Linked DNA regions of Homo sapiens: region 2 is linked to region 1. A link is an interaction called in ENCODE POLR2A ChIA-PET data of the cell type or tissue named here. Cell type or tissue: OCI-LY7. All regions are shown on one strand. Links, peaks and the distances in the headings refer to the core of each region. The heading gives the core; the rest is flanking DNA.

Region 1 (8,248 bases), core at 1,892-6,891:
CCAGTGAGTAAGGGAAGTGACTGATCTCTCTGGCCATCCACACACTCCAACTCAGCCCTTTGCGACCACTAGCCTGACATCATCATCATCATCATCATCATCACTACTACCAATCATTGAACCTTGCTAGGTACAATGCCAGCACTCATAGGCCCTATTGTGCTGATTTTTCCAACTACCTTTCAAGGTAGATACAGTCCACCTCCCCGACACTCCACTCTCTGATTTACTTGATATTATAACTGAAGCCCAGTCATACATAGTGATGCATAGTGGTTTCCTGTGATGCTTAATTTTACGTGTCAGCTTGACTGGGACACAGGGTACCTAGACAGTTGGTTAAGTATGATTCTGGGCTTGTCTGTGGGGTGTTCTGATGAGCCTAACATTGGAATTGGCAGACAGTGAAGCCGATTTCCCTTCCCGGTGTGGAGGGGCTTCATCCAATCAGTTGAAAGCCTAGTAGAACCAACAGGTTGACCCTTCAGTGAGTAAGGGGAACTCCTGCCTGACTGTCTTAGAACTGGGACATTAGTATTTTCCTGCTTTCAGGTTCCAACTGCCTTCAGATAACTGCTTCTCCTAGGTCTCAAGACTGCAATGACACCATCAGCTTTCCTGACTTCAGATCTTAGGACTTGTCAGCCAGCTCCTTATAATAAATCCCTCTCGGCCGGGTGTGGTGGCTCACACCTGTAATCCCAACACTTTGGGGGGCCAAGGCAGGCAGATCACCTGAGGTCGGGAGTTCGAGACCAGCCTGACCAATATGGAGAAACCCCATCTCTACTAAAAATACAAAACTAGCCAGGTGTGGTGGCGCATGCCTGTAATCCCAGCTACTCAGGAGGCTGAGGCAGGAGAATTACTTGAACCCGGGAGGCGGCGATTGTGGTGAGCTGAGATCTCGCCATTGCACTCCAGCCTAGGCAACAAGAGCGAAACTCCATCTCAATCAATCAATCAATCAATCCCTCTCTTTCTGCCGCCACATATGTATGGGGGAGAAACTCTCTCTCTACATTATGTGTGTCTATGTCCTACTGCTTCTGTTTCTCTGGAGAACCCTGACTAGTACACGTCCAAGGCCATGCAGCTGCTCTTTCCTCCTTCCACCAGTGTTTTCACCCACTTATGTCCCTACTCCGGCACTCACCTTTCCATGGAGCCTTGCCTACTGGACTGGGGAACATAAGGAAGGCTGAGTCCTCTCACCTCTTTATCTCACATGCTGACCCACACTTGCCTCTTCCTACCTCCCTGAATTCTTACAGGGAAATTCTCACTGCAACCCTGGGTCTCAGCCCCTCTGGTAGTCCCATCAGGGAGGGGAGGGAGTGGTTAAAAAACTGGGATTGTGTGGGATGAATTATCTCATTCTATGCCCCTACCTCTGATGATCAAGACGTAATCGTCTATTCATTCATTCATGCCACACGTGGAACTGTCCACATGCCAGGCCCTTGTAATACCTTGTGATGCCAAGGGGGACAAGTCACAGTTCTAGCCCTCTGGGAGCTCAGAGTCTTCAGAGGAGGTGGACCAGGAGATACCTGTGGGTAAGAAAACCCAACAAGTGGTATGAAAGAAATGGCAGCAGGTTTTGTGGGGACCCAAGAGGGCCAGGATGGAGAGATGCTGGTTACCTGGAATAAAAAGTGACACATTCAGGCTGGATGCGGTGACTCACACTTGTAATCCCAGCAATTTGGGAGGTCGAGGCGTTGGATCACCTGAGGTCAGGAGTTCGAGACCAGCCTGGCCAACATGGTGAAACCCCATCTCTACTAAAAATACAAAAAGTAGCTGGGCCTGCTGGCACGTGCCTGTAATCCCAGCGACTCAGGAGGCTGAGGCAGGAGAATGGCTTGAAACTGGGAGGTGGAGGTTGCAGTGAGCCAAGATCATACCACTGCAGTCCAGCCTGGGCAACAGAGAAAGACTCTGTCTCAAAAAACAAAAAACAAACAAATAAAAAACAGAAAGCAACACATTCAGAGTGAAGAGGAGTCCCAAGCCCTGCTCTCAGCAAGTTGGGAAGTGACCAGGCACCAGGAGAAAACGAGGACAGCTTGAGAGAGCACCAAGCAGCAACCTAGGGAGATGGCAGGGAAGGGGGTTGATTCCAGGAGGAAGTGGGAATTATTCTAGGAAAGCTCCCTGGAGAAGAGGGAAGAAAAAAAACAGGGGGCGGGGGCAGAGAGTAGAAACTGAGGGTTCTGGGGGTGAGAGAGGCAAGGATAAGAGAGAGCAGATTTTCAGCCCGAGCCCAGAGCCACAGCTGCCAAGCAGACAGGCGACTGGCTCAGACTCTCCGAGCCATGCCTGCAGCAGAGGCCTGTGGGGAGACCTTGAAGGCCAACCCAAGACCTTGGGAGTAGGCAGCTGGCTTCGCCTGGTGAATGTGGCCTCAAATGGCCCCAACTCATCCTGGTGTGTGCCCAGGGGAGAGCTGAGCCCCAAAGCTGCCCCTGCAAGCCACCCCAGCTGCTCCAGCGCTGACCCCAGTGGCGTCACAGGGAGTGACTCAAGCCCCAGCAACAACAATGAGTGGGACTGACGTCAGGCCAGGGCTCCTGATGGTGGCCAGGCTGGCTGGAAAGCCAGCACCCTGCCTGCTGACCCTCCAGCCTGGGCAGGCTGAGGGGGTGAGGAGGACCAGCTGTCCCTCTCTGACATCTGCCCCCTGGACCGTGGGCAGGGGCTCTTCCACCTCCCACCCTTTCTGGGATGTCACTTCCAGCCCCCACCCTCCCTGACGGGGAAAATGTCTGGGCGGATGAAAGAGTGGCAGAGAGCGTGAGAAAGGGGCACCTCCCAGCCCCAACCTGCCAACCTCACCAGGCAGCCCGGAGACTAGGACCAAGCCGGGAGCAGCTTGTGTGCTGTCTGTTCTCCTGAGGACCCAGGGATCTGTCCATGTTGGGGAAGTGTTTTGTGGCTTTTTTCTCTTTTTTTCTTTTTTTCTTTTTTTTCCAGAAAGGTCTGTGTTTGGCCAAGTTGGGGTAGAAGCCGGGCTTTATTTCTGTGCCTCCGTCCCTCGGGGGTGCGGGACTGTCTCTCCTTGCTGCAAGATCTATTCCTTTGGCAGGCCGTTCTGAGCATCTGTCGTTCTTTAAGGAAGAGGATTCTGGGCGACTGTGCTTGCAAACGGTTAGGGGGCTGTTTATCTGCCCCAGATAAGGCAGTCTCTATATCTGCCACTGGGGAGCTGTTTTTCTGTCCCTGCTTTCTTGCGGGGCAGGGGCCATCTCTATCTGTCCTTGTGGTATCCCAGCTACCTGGGGCCCTGGGGTGGAGTCCAGGTTTCCTGCTTGGCTATGCCAAGGCTGGGCTCCCTGATTGGAGGCCTCTTTCCTCTGATGTTCTCCAGGCTAGGAGTGCAGCAACAGTCAGCACCCTGCCCGCCTGGCTTGCAGCTGGGCACTGCTCCCTGCTAACGCAGCATGTACCAGGACAGGCCCCCCCGCACTCCCCTCCCTGTCCCAGCTGCCACCCCCAGCCCCTGCGGCCACGCCAGGCCTGATTTATGGTCCTGAGTTGGGGCTGGACAGTGCCAGCGCCTGGGTCAGACCTTGAGGAGACCTCAAGTGGCACCCTTGGTCTGGCAGGGTCAGGGCCCAGGAGGAGACGACGGGGAGCCAGGGTGCTGGGGAGGATGAACACAGCAGGGGCCCAGGAGTGGCCGGCAGGAGGTGGAAGCCAAGGCCAGGGCCTCCAGGGGCCCATAGGCTTCCCGCCGGCTCCAAGTCCAGCTGGGGACCTGGAAATGTGCCTCCTGCCTTCAGAAGGTCTCTGGCTTGTGTGGGAAAGGAGATATTGGAGAGTGAAAAGGGCTTTTCCTCTGCTTTGCACTGACTCCTTCCTGTACCCACCATCAGAGGCTGGAGGTTTCAAAGTCCCACTGGCCAGCCTAGGCCAAACCAGACAGTCTCCCATCCTGGGGCCCAGGAAGAGGCCTGAGAGCCTGAAGCTGGAGCAGGGATGGAGGCAGAGGTTTGGGGCAGAGACTGCAGCCCAGAGCTGAGCACTGGCTGCCCCGGGGAAGACAGAGCAGCTGCTCCCTGAGCTATGAGGCTGCAAGGCCAGGCCCCTGAAGGGCTGGGTGCCAGATAGACACCCAGGGCTCACCCCTTCAACCTCATCCTCTGAGGAGGCCCAATGGCCCTGGGGCTCTGCTGCACTCAGGGACTTGTGAGAGAGGGGCTGGGGCTCGTCCAGATGTCCAAGCTAAAACTCTCTTAGGATCCCAGGCCCAGCTCACACAAGGCCACCCAGCACTGCCTCACCAGGGCACAACTCTGACGTGCCTGGCACAACTGCCTCATGGCTGCAAAAGGATGTCACTGCTGACTGTCCAGGGACCACACAGTGGCCACCTGCCTCTGACAAGTCTCTCTCAGGCTGCCCTCTGCAGCAGCGGAGCTGCTGCCACACAGCTGAGCATGCTGGGTGCTCAGAGCAGGCCATGTGGACAGGACACCCCATTATAGCACGGTCTCCCATGACCTTCAGGTGCTTCTCACATCCTGGAGGCTGACCCTTGCCACACCCCTCCATAACCAAGACCAGGTGGCTGGAGCCCAGGTGTGGGGCAGCTTCCTCCACACTGGCCTCAGGGAAGGGCTACAGGCAGAGACCCCCGGAGTACAGAGCTCTCCCTCAGTCCCTAGACCTCAAAGCCACCCCTCCCCAGTCACAGTGGCACCTCAGGGCTGGGGAGGGGGCCAGGGGCCTCTGGGCACTGGGCCCAGCGTGGGTGGGGTGGGGGAGACAGAGAGGCAGGCTTCCTGGGTCTCCGCGTGAGGACAAACAGCAGACTTTGAGGCCTTGGAAAATCCCGCCTGGGATTCCAGGCCCTGCCGGCGTCACTGCCTTTTGACTATTGTCCCCGTCGGAAATGGGCCCAGCCCCCGGCCAGCCTGGACAGAGCAGCCATTGTGAGGCCCCATCAGGCTCAATGCCCCCTTGTTTGCCCTCCCATCCCATAGCAAGAGTTGGAGGCCAGTTCTTCCAGTTGCTGAGTGGAAAGAAAGGGCCTGCCTCCGGGCTCCAGCCCTTGGGCGGGGCAGGGTGGGGCAGGGTGGGGCTGGAGGAACTAGCCCCCCACCCCGTACCCTAATTGCCAGGGTCCTGAAAAGGAACCACCATCAATGGAGCTTCTTATTTTTGAGGCCCTGGGCAGGGAGACCTAGTGGTTAAGTAGCCAGATGCACCCAGCTCAGCTACTCACAAGCCAGGTGACCTTGGGAAAGTCATATCCTTTCTCTGAAATGAATTCTCCTCTTTTGTAAAAACAAAAGCTAATATTTATTGGGTGTTTGCTGTGTGCCAGGCACTGTGAAAAACACTTTGTATGTATTCACTCCTATAATCTTTATAGTAACTTCATAAAATAGATTCGTTTTCTTATTTCTAGGTGAAGACACTGAGGCACAGAAAGATTAACAAACTTGCCCCAAATCACACAGCTAGTAAGAGCTGGAGCCCAGATGTAAACCCAGGCCTCGGGCTCCAGGGTCCTTGCTTTCACCACTCTCCCATGGTGCCCCTGTGAGGTGGGAATAGCCAGGCTGTCTTCATGGGATGGCAGCTAGGGCTGGAAATCACAAGCGTCTGATGAAAAGAATCTGCCAGCGTGAACCCTAATACCCGCCAGCCTCATCCATAGATATAGAGATGCTCCCTCGGCCCCACTCCACTCCCAGCCCTGGCCCCTCCCTGAGCATCTGAGCAGCCCTCTTGCCTTCCCCAGTGCCTGTCCTGTCCTCACGTCTGTCTGTGCTAAAGGCAGGGAGCTGGAGGTGAGTGACACAAAGGAAAAGGACTCGGTCCAGCCAGCTGGCGGGAGATTTCCCAGCAAGCTCTGCTCCTAACCAGCCTCACCTCCCCACTGAACAGATGGGAAACTGAGGCTCGGTGAGGAGGAGGGACTTCTCAGAGAGCAGCATGGAGTTGGAGGCAAACAGAAGCCCACCTACTGATGGCCCCATGTCGTCAGGCGCGGGTGCAGCTGACAAAGCCTCGCTCAGGGGTCTGGGGCTGGGTGGGCGATGCCAGGGATACATGTTTGGAAGTCCACAGCACTGCTGGGAGCATGTCCCAGGGTCGGGACCGTGGTCTCCCTACCCCAGCCTCACTCGGACCTTCAGCAGGCCTGAGGCTGGACTGTGCTCCCAGAACCTGAGTGAGGGTATGTGGATGGGGGCTCCCTGCAAGCTGTGGCTGGAGCACCAGGGAAGGCCCCTGCTTCCCCCCATCCACAGCTGAGAGCCCTATTCTGTCGGGCCCCATCCAGTAGGAGCTGCCCCTCAGCCAGCCACTTCCCAGGAGCCATGGAGGTGGAGACTTGGGGGGTCCTGGGCCAAGGGCTGTGAGGAACACGTGTGAGGGCACTGCCTTCAGGCCTCCTGCTGGGTCCTAGAGAAGCAAACAGTGAGGCTGGGTGAGCACCGAGCACAGGAAGGTGCCAGACCCTGCATGATGACCAACTCCCATGGGCCTCAGGTTAGGTCCATCCACATGTTTCTCAGAAGGGTGGCCCCAGGCCACCTGCATCACAAGCACCTGGGTACTTGCTAGAACTGAAGGTTTGGGGCCCCCTCACCTCCCCAGATCTGAGTCTCTGGGGGTAGATCCCAGGAATCTGCATTTTAAGCCAGCTGACTAAACAACTGACGAGCCTAGGGGGTTGGAGGGCCTACGTGGGGACACGGGCACAGGTAGGGACTTCAGTACAATCTTCTTGCCGAGAAGGTGAGGGCCGCCAGATCCCTGGATCTTCTTGCTGGGGTGGCAGGAGAGTGGGGAGGAATGTTGAGAATGGGGATGTTAAAACCCTGAATGTAACAGCTACTACCAATTTGGGCTTACTTAAACCCAGCCCATGCTAAGCATTACACACACACTCCTCTGACCGTAAAAGCTCTGTGAGGCTGGGTCTATTCTTGTTTTATGGATGTGGAAATCAAGAATCAGAGAATATATGTCCAGTTTAGGAAACATGACAACCCTGAGATCTGCGGCTAAGTCTATTGCTAGGGCCCTGCAGTGACCCCTGGGCTAGTCAGCCACTGCAGACCCCAGCAATGAGCCAGGCACAGCTAGCCAGGCACAGCTAATGCAGGCTTCCCACGTGTTAGAAATTAGTCTAAGTGCTTTGCATAACAACCTCGTGAAGCAGGTGTCATTATTATCCGCCTTTTACAAATGAGTACACTGAGGCCTGACAGCTCAGGCTGGTAACATCCAAGTTTCATCTTGAGCAGCCCATCTCTTATGTAATGATGGGGTGTGTCTGGTGGGGGAGTGGGGAGGGGGCATCAGAGACAGACTGAATCTCAGTTCCAACTACATGTCTATTTTTTATTCAATATATTAAATATATTAATCAGAAAAGTCACATACTATAAATCCAGGAAAATACACAAATATAAATGTCAGAATCTGTCATTTGTCTTCTTCCTAGAGTGACAGTTTATGTACATGTGGAAGGAGGGTAGGAAGAGAGAGCCAGCAGGAGGCTGGAAAGGCTGCCCAGGAAGGCGGGGCCCATCCCTTCCTCCCAGCCCCGCTCCCACCTCAAGCTCTTTCTTCCTGTATTTACAGCAGCACTGGGCTTATTTACAGCACGGCGCTATGTGTTAAAAACGGTTTATCTTACAAAAAACATAAAGGCCGGGGCCAGGCTGGGGGGGATAAGACAAATCGTGGGGTCACCCCCATGAAGGCATCCCCCTCCCCAAGGGCTTGAGCTCCCTGCAAACCTCCTGGAGCAGGTGAGAAGGTGGAGTCATTCTGCAGCTCAAGCCCAGGCTTGGGGGTGCTCTGGGGGTCCGTGGACTAAAGGCACATGGGGTGGCATATGAGAGTGCGCATGTGCACACGTGTTCCCAGGCAGGGGTCAGAAGGGCAGCGTGTCCATGAAGATCTTGTCAATGATGGGTGGAGGGGGCACCAAGTCCTCCAGCTTGAGGTAGAAGATGCGCTGCAGGCCCTGGGTGCACAGGGTCCGCAGCTCGGGCAGTTTGCCCAACAGACGTGACAGGCAGCTGGCTGGCTGGGGCTCGCCCGCCACAGCTGCCACGTGCTCCTTCAGGCAGCTGGCGATGCGGTTCTGCAGCTCCTCCACCCGCCGCGGCTCCTGCAGCCCATGCCGGTCTGCGGGAAGGGTACAGGATTAGCTGTACATCTGAGAACCAGGCCCCCAAAGCCCCAGCCTCCCCCAGGCCCCTAAAACTGCTGCCCC
Region 2 (5,000 bases), core at 1-5,000, 1.9 Mb after region 1:
GATCTGCCTGCCTCGGCCTCCCAAAGTGCTGGGATGGGATTATAGGCATGAGCCACTGTGCCCAGCCAGGAAAAATCTGTTCAACTAAAATCAGCACATTGGACGAGATGTGCAATTTCACCTTAAAGATAATGGCTTCCTAATCTGCAGAGCTTGATCTTAACCTGTGGTTAGCTTTTTTTTTTTTTTTTTTTTTTGAGACAGGTTCTCACTTTGTCACCCAGGCTGGAGTGCAGTGGTGTGGTCACAGCTCCCTGCAGCCTCTATCTCCTGAGCTCAAACCATCCTCCCAAGTAGCTGGGACTATAAGCACATGCCACCACACCCAGCTAATATATTTTTTACATTTTTATAGGGATGGGGTCTCACTATGTTGCCCAAGCTGGTTTTGAACTTTTGGCTTCAAGTAATCCCCCCACCTTGGCCTCCCAAAATGCTGGGATTACAGGTATGAGCCACCAAACACACCTGGCCCTGTTGTTCCCACTTTTTTTTTTTTTTAGGACCTGTTGTTTACAACAATGTCATTAACATTTTTAACGAAAGAATGTGTCCACTGGAATGGGGGCTGGCCAGCCCATTTTCTGAAAAAAAAAAAAAAAAAAAAAAAAAAAAAAAAAAAATGAGGCCGGGTGTGGTGGCTCACGCCTGTAATCCCAGCACTTTGGGAGGCTGAGACGGGCGGATCACCTGAGGTCGGGAGTTCAAGACCAGCCTGAACAACATGGAGAAACCCCATCTCTACTAAAAGTACAAAAAAAAAAAAAAAAATTAGCCGGGCATGGTGGCACATGCCTGTAATCCCAGCTACTTGGGAAGCCGAGGCAGGAGAATTGCTTGAACCTGGGAGGCAGAGGTTGTGGTGAACCGAGATTATGCCATTGCACTCCAGCCTGGGCAACAAGCATGAAACTCTTGTCTCAAAAAAAAAAAAAAAAATGACATTCAAGCAACACTTATACTAAGGGTATAACATTAGATATTAAGAATTGAGGCCAGGCACGGTGACTCACAGCTATAATCCCAGCACTTTGGGGGGCCGAGGCAGGCGGATCACGAGGTCAGGAGTTCGAGACCAGCCTGGCCAACATGGTGAAACCCTGTCTCTAAAAATACAAAAATTAGCTGGGCGCAGTAGTGCGTGCCTGTAGTCCCAGCTACTTGGGAGGCTGAGGCAGGAGAATCACTTGAACCCGGGAAGCAGAGGTTGCAGTGAGCCAAGATCACACCACTGCTCTCCAGCCTGTGTGACAGAGTGAGATTCCATCTCAAAAAAAAAAAAAAAAAAAAAAAATTGGCCAGGCATGGTGGCTCACACCTATAATCCCAGCACTTTGGGAGGCCAAGGCGGGCAGATCACGAGGTCAAGAGTTTGAGACCAGCCTGGCCAACATGGTGAAAGCCTGTCTCTACTAAGAATACAAAAATTAGCTGAGCATGATGGCAGGCACCTGTAATCCCAGCTACTTGGGAGGCTGAGGCAGGAGAATTGCTTGAACCCGGGAGGTGGAGGTTGCAGTGAGCCAAGATCGCGCCACTGTACTCCAGCCTGGGCAACAGAGCTAGGCTCCTCAATCTATAATCTGCTTTTATTACCCAAGTTTTAAAAGTCGTCTTTTCCTCTTCTATGGGCAAATATATATTCCCATAAAAATAAGCCAAAAAATGTTTATTAAAAATGCAAAACTTATTTTAGGTTTGTTAGCTGACTTGTTTTAATTGACTAGCTTGCTAATGAGGGGCTACTTCACTCGTTTGGATTACCCACACTTCTTTAGTGTCTTTCTCCTCTAGTGCTCTTTTAAGTAGCAGGGTTGTGTTTCAAAAGTTTTAGCATTTGAGAGAAACTCAATAAATAGAATGAGTTTTAAGGTGGTTTGTGCTGCTCCCAACTCATGCTCATATCTGCCGTGCTTATACCTCTGACTGTGAGCATGATTGGTCCACAGATAAAAGTTTTACTGCACACAAAGTATGAAGAGGAGGGGACATCAGGGAGGGTTTGGAACAAAAGGAGGAAAGGGGAGAATCCAGGATTTAAAGAGTGGATTTAAAAGGTGAGCAAGGTGAAAAAGATAAAACATGAAAATTTTAAAGGAGGCAGAGATTTATGAGAAGAGTAAGGTTTATTGAAAAGGAACAAAAGGTAAAGAAAGCAGAAAGAGAAAGCAAGTCCAGGAAGAATGGGCGGGGTCATGGTGATTGAATCTGTACATGTGCTCCGCATGGCTGTGTTCTGGCCTTGAAGGTTGGCTGATGCTGCCATCAGCACTTTCTTTGTCAGTATCTGGAGTCTCACAAAGTAGCAAACCCCACAGGGTTACTTTCCTCTCTGACAGCAATGCTGCCTAGATGTGAGTGCTCAGGTTGTGGTTGGGGATCAAGAACGGCTAGCAAATCTAACTTGGTGATGGATTCTGTGTAACCCAGGACCTGGGGAAATACAGGAACTAAAATCTGTTCTTGTGACTATTTGAATTCTCAATGCAGTCTTGCATCCCTCGTTCAACTGCTTGGCCAGACTTCCTTGTACTGGGTGGGGATCCCTCCCCACTCAAGTTCCACGGGGTGAGCGGATGAGTGGTGTGTGAAAGGGCACACCTCACTTAGGTCTCCTTTGGCACCAGGGAGAGGAAACAGAGGTAAAGCTGTCTCTGTCTCTGCCTCAGACCCATGCCTACTCCTTTGGCACTGGTCACTCAGCAGTAGAATAGTAGTATAGTAGTAGACGGCCCTATCTGCATAGTCACACACCTCGGGTTTTGAGCATTGTGTAATGACCAGAGTAAACTGGCCTGGCTGTTTGCCTCTGGTCCACAGCTCAGATGATCATGGTGTACAGAGCCTGGTGGAACCCAGTTACATCTCCACTGTTATTTAAGGGCAATTTATTTGCTCTTCCTCAGAGTTCCCCTTTACAGTCTGCAGGCAAATATACAGATACTTTAGTAAATGTTTATAGGAAGACCTGCTGGCAGAACTGGTCTCATGGCTGCAGACTATGAACAGAAGTTGTTTCTCCACTTTGGGAAATTACATACAGCTAAGAATAAACTTGTTCACTCAGAATAGATTTTTGGATCCCACACATCCTGGAAAAAACTGTTTCTTAGTGCCTGTCTGTTATTGAAAAGAGGACATCTAAGGTAGAGATTCAATTCATTTCAAATTTTAGCTTAATAAAGTAAAAAGAAATGATAGAGGTCTTTAAGGATTCTGTACACTTTGAACACTGGCCACAGAGCTTACTTGGTAAGACTTGGTACCAATGAAGTTACAGGTTCATTCTCAAAAAGGGTGTCGTTCTGAGAGCAGAGCTTAGTGGACCCTGTGAGAAGTATCAGGCCTTTCTACTTCAAGAGACTCAGAGATCTCTTAGGCTTTATGTCCTCCCATTTGAAAGAAATCATCCCCTAAACGTTCCCAGAGGAGAGGATAGGGAAGGAAGAGGCAAGGAGATGTGACTGGCCCTAGGGAACAACTGTCTGCCCTCACTGTGTACGGGACAACCAAGTCCCAGGCCTCCTCACAGCGTTTTGCTGATGAATGTTGAGAGAGAACATGGCACTCTACGTGAGAGGGCAGCACACACTGCACTGCCCCTCTCGGTACCCTGCCAGCTGTTCCTCCCCCTGAAGACACAGTGGGAGGTTTTATGCTGGCTTGCAAAGCTGTCAAAATTATGCTAGAAGAGTGTCTAGAATCTTTTCTCACTCACTCACTATTACTGCCTTTTCAGAGGACTGTCCTTTCTTCTCTGTGTAGAGCACTCTATTTAAGATATGAATATTCCCCAAAATGCTTTCATAGAGTTTCACAGAAAATTAGAGGAAGGGTTAAGGCTGCACAGGGCTGGCCCAACCATTTGCTGTGTGGTGAAGAATTTCAGTTTCATTACCTAGATATTTTACACAAATTGGAAGGAATGAAAGGCATTTTGTGGTATTCTGAGGAATAGAGGCTTGACGTCAATACAGAATTTTCATCTTCTTTCACTATGTCTAAAGGCTAGTTAACATCAATGTCTGTTGTCAGCTGCTCCCCCCTACCTCCCACACACACCACAACTGGGGCCTTTATTAGAGTAAAAAATATATGAGACAAGAGGGTAAAAGAATGTAAATGAAGCCATGCAAATTTGTTAGAAAAACAGCTTTAAGTAGATGGTAATCAACAGAGGGTCTGTAATATCCCTCAAACGGGAAAGACAGTATTTATGAACATCAATTATTTATAGATTACCTCATTCACTCTAGAATATCCTGAAGATATTATCTACACATTTTTATTTGAAACAAAGGGAAGACCATAGTTTGTTCAAATTGCTGTCGTGGGATTAATTTCATTTGGGTTAGCATCTGCTCTCCTCCCCAAAGAGTTTCCCTTGGCTGTGGAAATTTAACATTCCAGGACAATTTAGAAAATGCTCTCTTGGTTTGTGAGTCAGGAGTTCTGAGTTTGTGCAGTGAGCAGGTCTATGCAGACCTACCCACAAAGGCTGAGGGAGCTGAAAAGCCAAAGAAAGAGGCTGACAAATCCAGTTTCTCAGAAAGAAACATTTAATAAGAGCTTATGAACAGAAGTGATGTCTAGGAGGCCATGAGACAGTGGATCCCTGCACCAGCCCTCCAGAAAATATCCTTTATATAGCAAGGTTTTAGGATAAAACATGTGCAGCTAGTCACGCTTGACTTTCTTGCAAAACTTATCACTGGAGCGATTGGATAAGCATCTTTATGAGGGGTTGTCTATGCTCTGGGCACTACCCCTTTATGAGGGATAATCTATGCTACAGGCATTGTTTAAAGACTTTGCTGCAGAACAAACCACCTTGGTATGCAGGAGTCAAACCACCAGTTAGCATGGTGGTTTCACTCCAAGATGGCATCACTCCTGCCATGCAACAGGCTGTTTTCCTACAGTTTTAATTCTATTTCTGTTATTGACTATGTGAACTTTGATAAGACCTGGTGTTTAACTTTCTACTTGGTAGGGGCAAA

Evidence for each region. Peaks named below come from ENCODE experiments on the same cell type or tissue, not always from the same donor. Only the 100,000 strongest peaks of a DNase experiment are listed, where the experiment ranks them.
Region 2: POLR2A ChIA-PET joins it to region 1 with 8 read pairs; 1 of 35 experiments calls an interaction of 5 or more read pairs at or near these places.

The regions. Positions count from the first base shown.
Region 1 is chr12:52,058,600-52,066,847 of GRCh38, reverse strand. It overlaps NR4A1 (nuclear receptor subfamily 4 group A member 1), which reads right to left. Exons shown (of 7, transcript NM_173157.3): 7 at 7,345-8,160. The coding sequence ends at 7,904. NR4A1AS (NR4A1 antisense RNA) reads left to right here and starts at 7,348. Exons shown (of 2, transcript NR_170321.1): 1 at 7,348-7,747; 2 at 7,815-8,098. It also overlaps a transcript of ATG101 not described here. In OCI-LY7, for the core only: no CTCF peak of the experiment used is centred there; no DNase peak of the experiment used is centred there; H3K27ac peaks cover 622 bases.
Region 2 is chr12:50,186,306-50,191,305 of GRCh38, reverse strand. All of the region lies in intron 9 of LIMA1 (LIM domain and actin binding 1), which reads left to right. Among named protein-coding and RNA genes, the nearest start is that of CERS5, 21 kb to the right of the region's middle. In OCI-LY7, for the core only: no CTCF peak of the experiment used is centred there; a DNase peak (open chromatin) is centred at 2,205.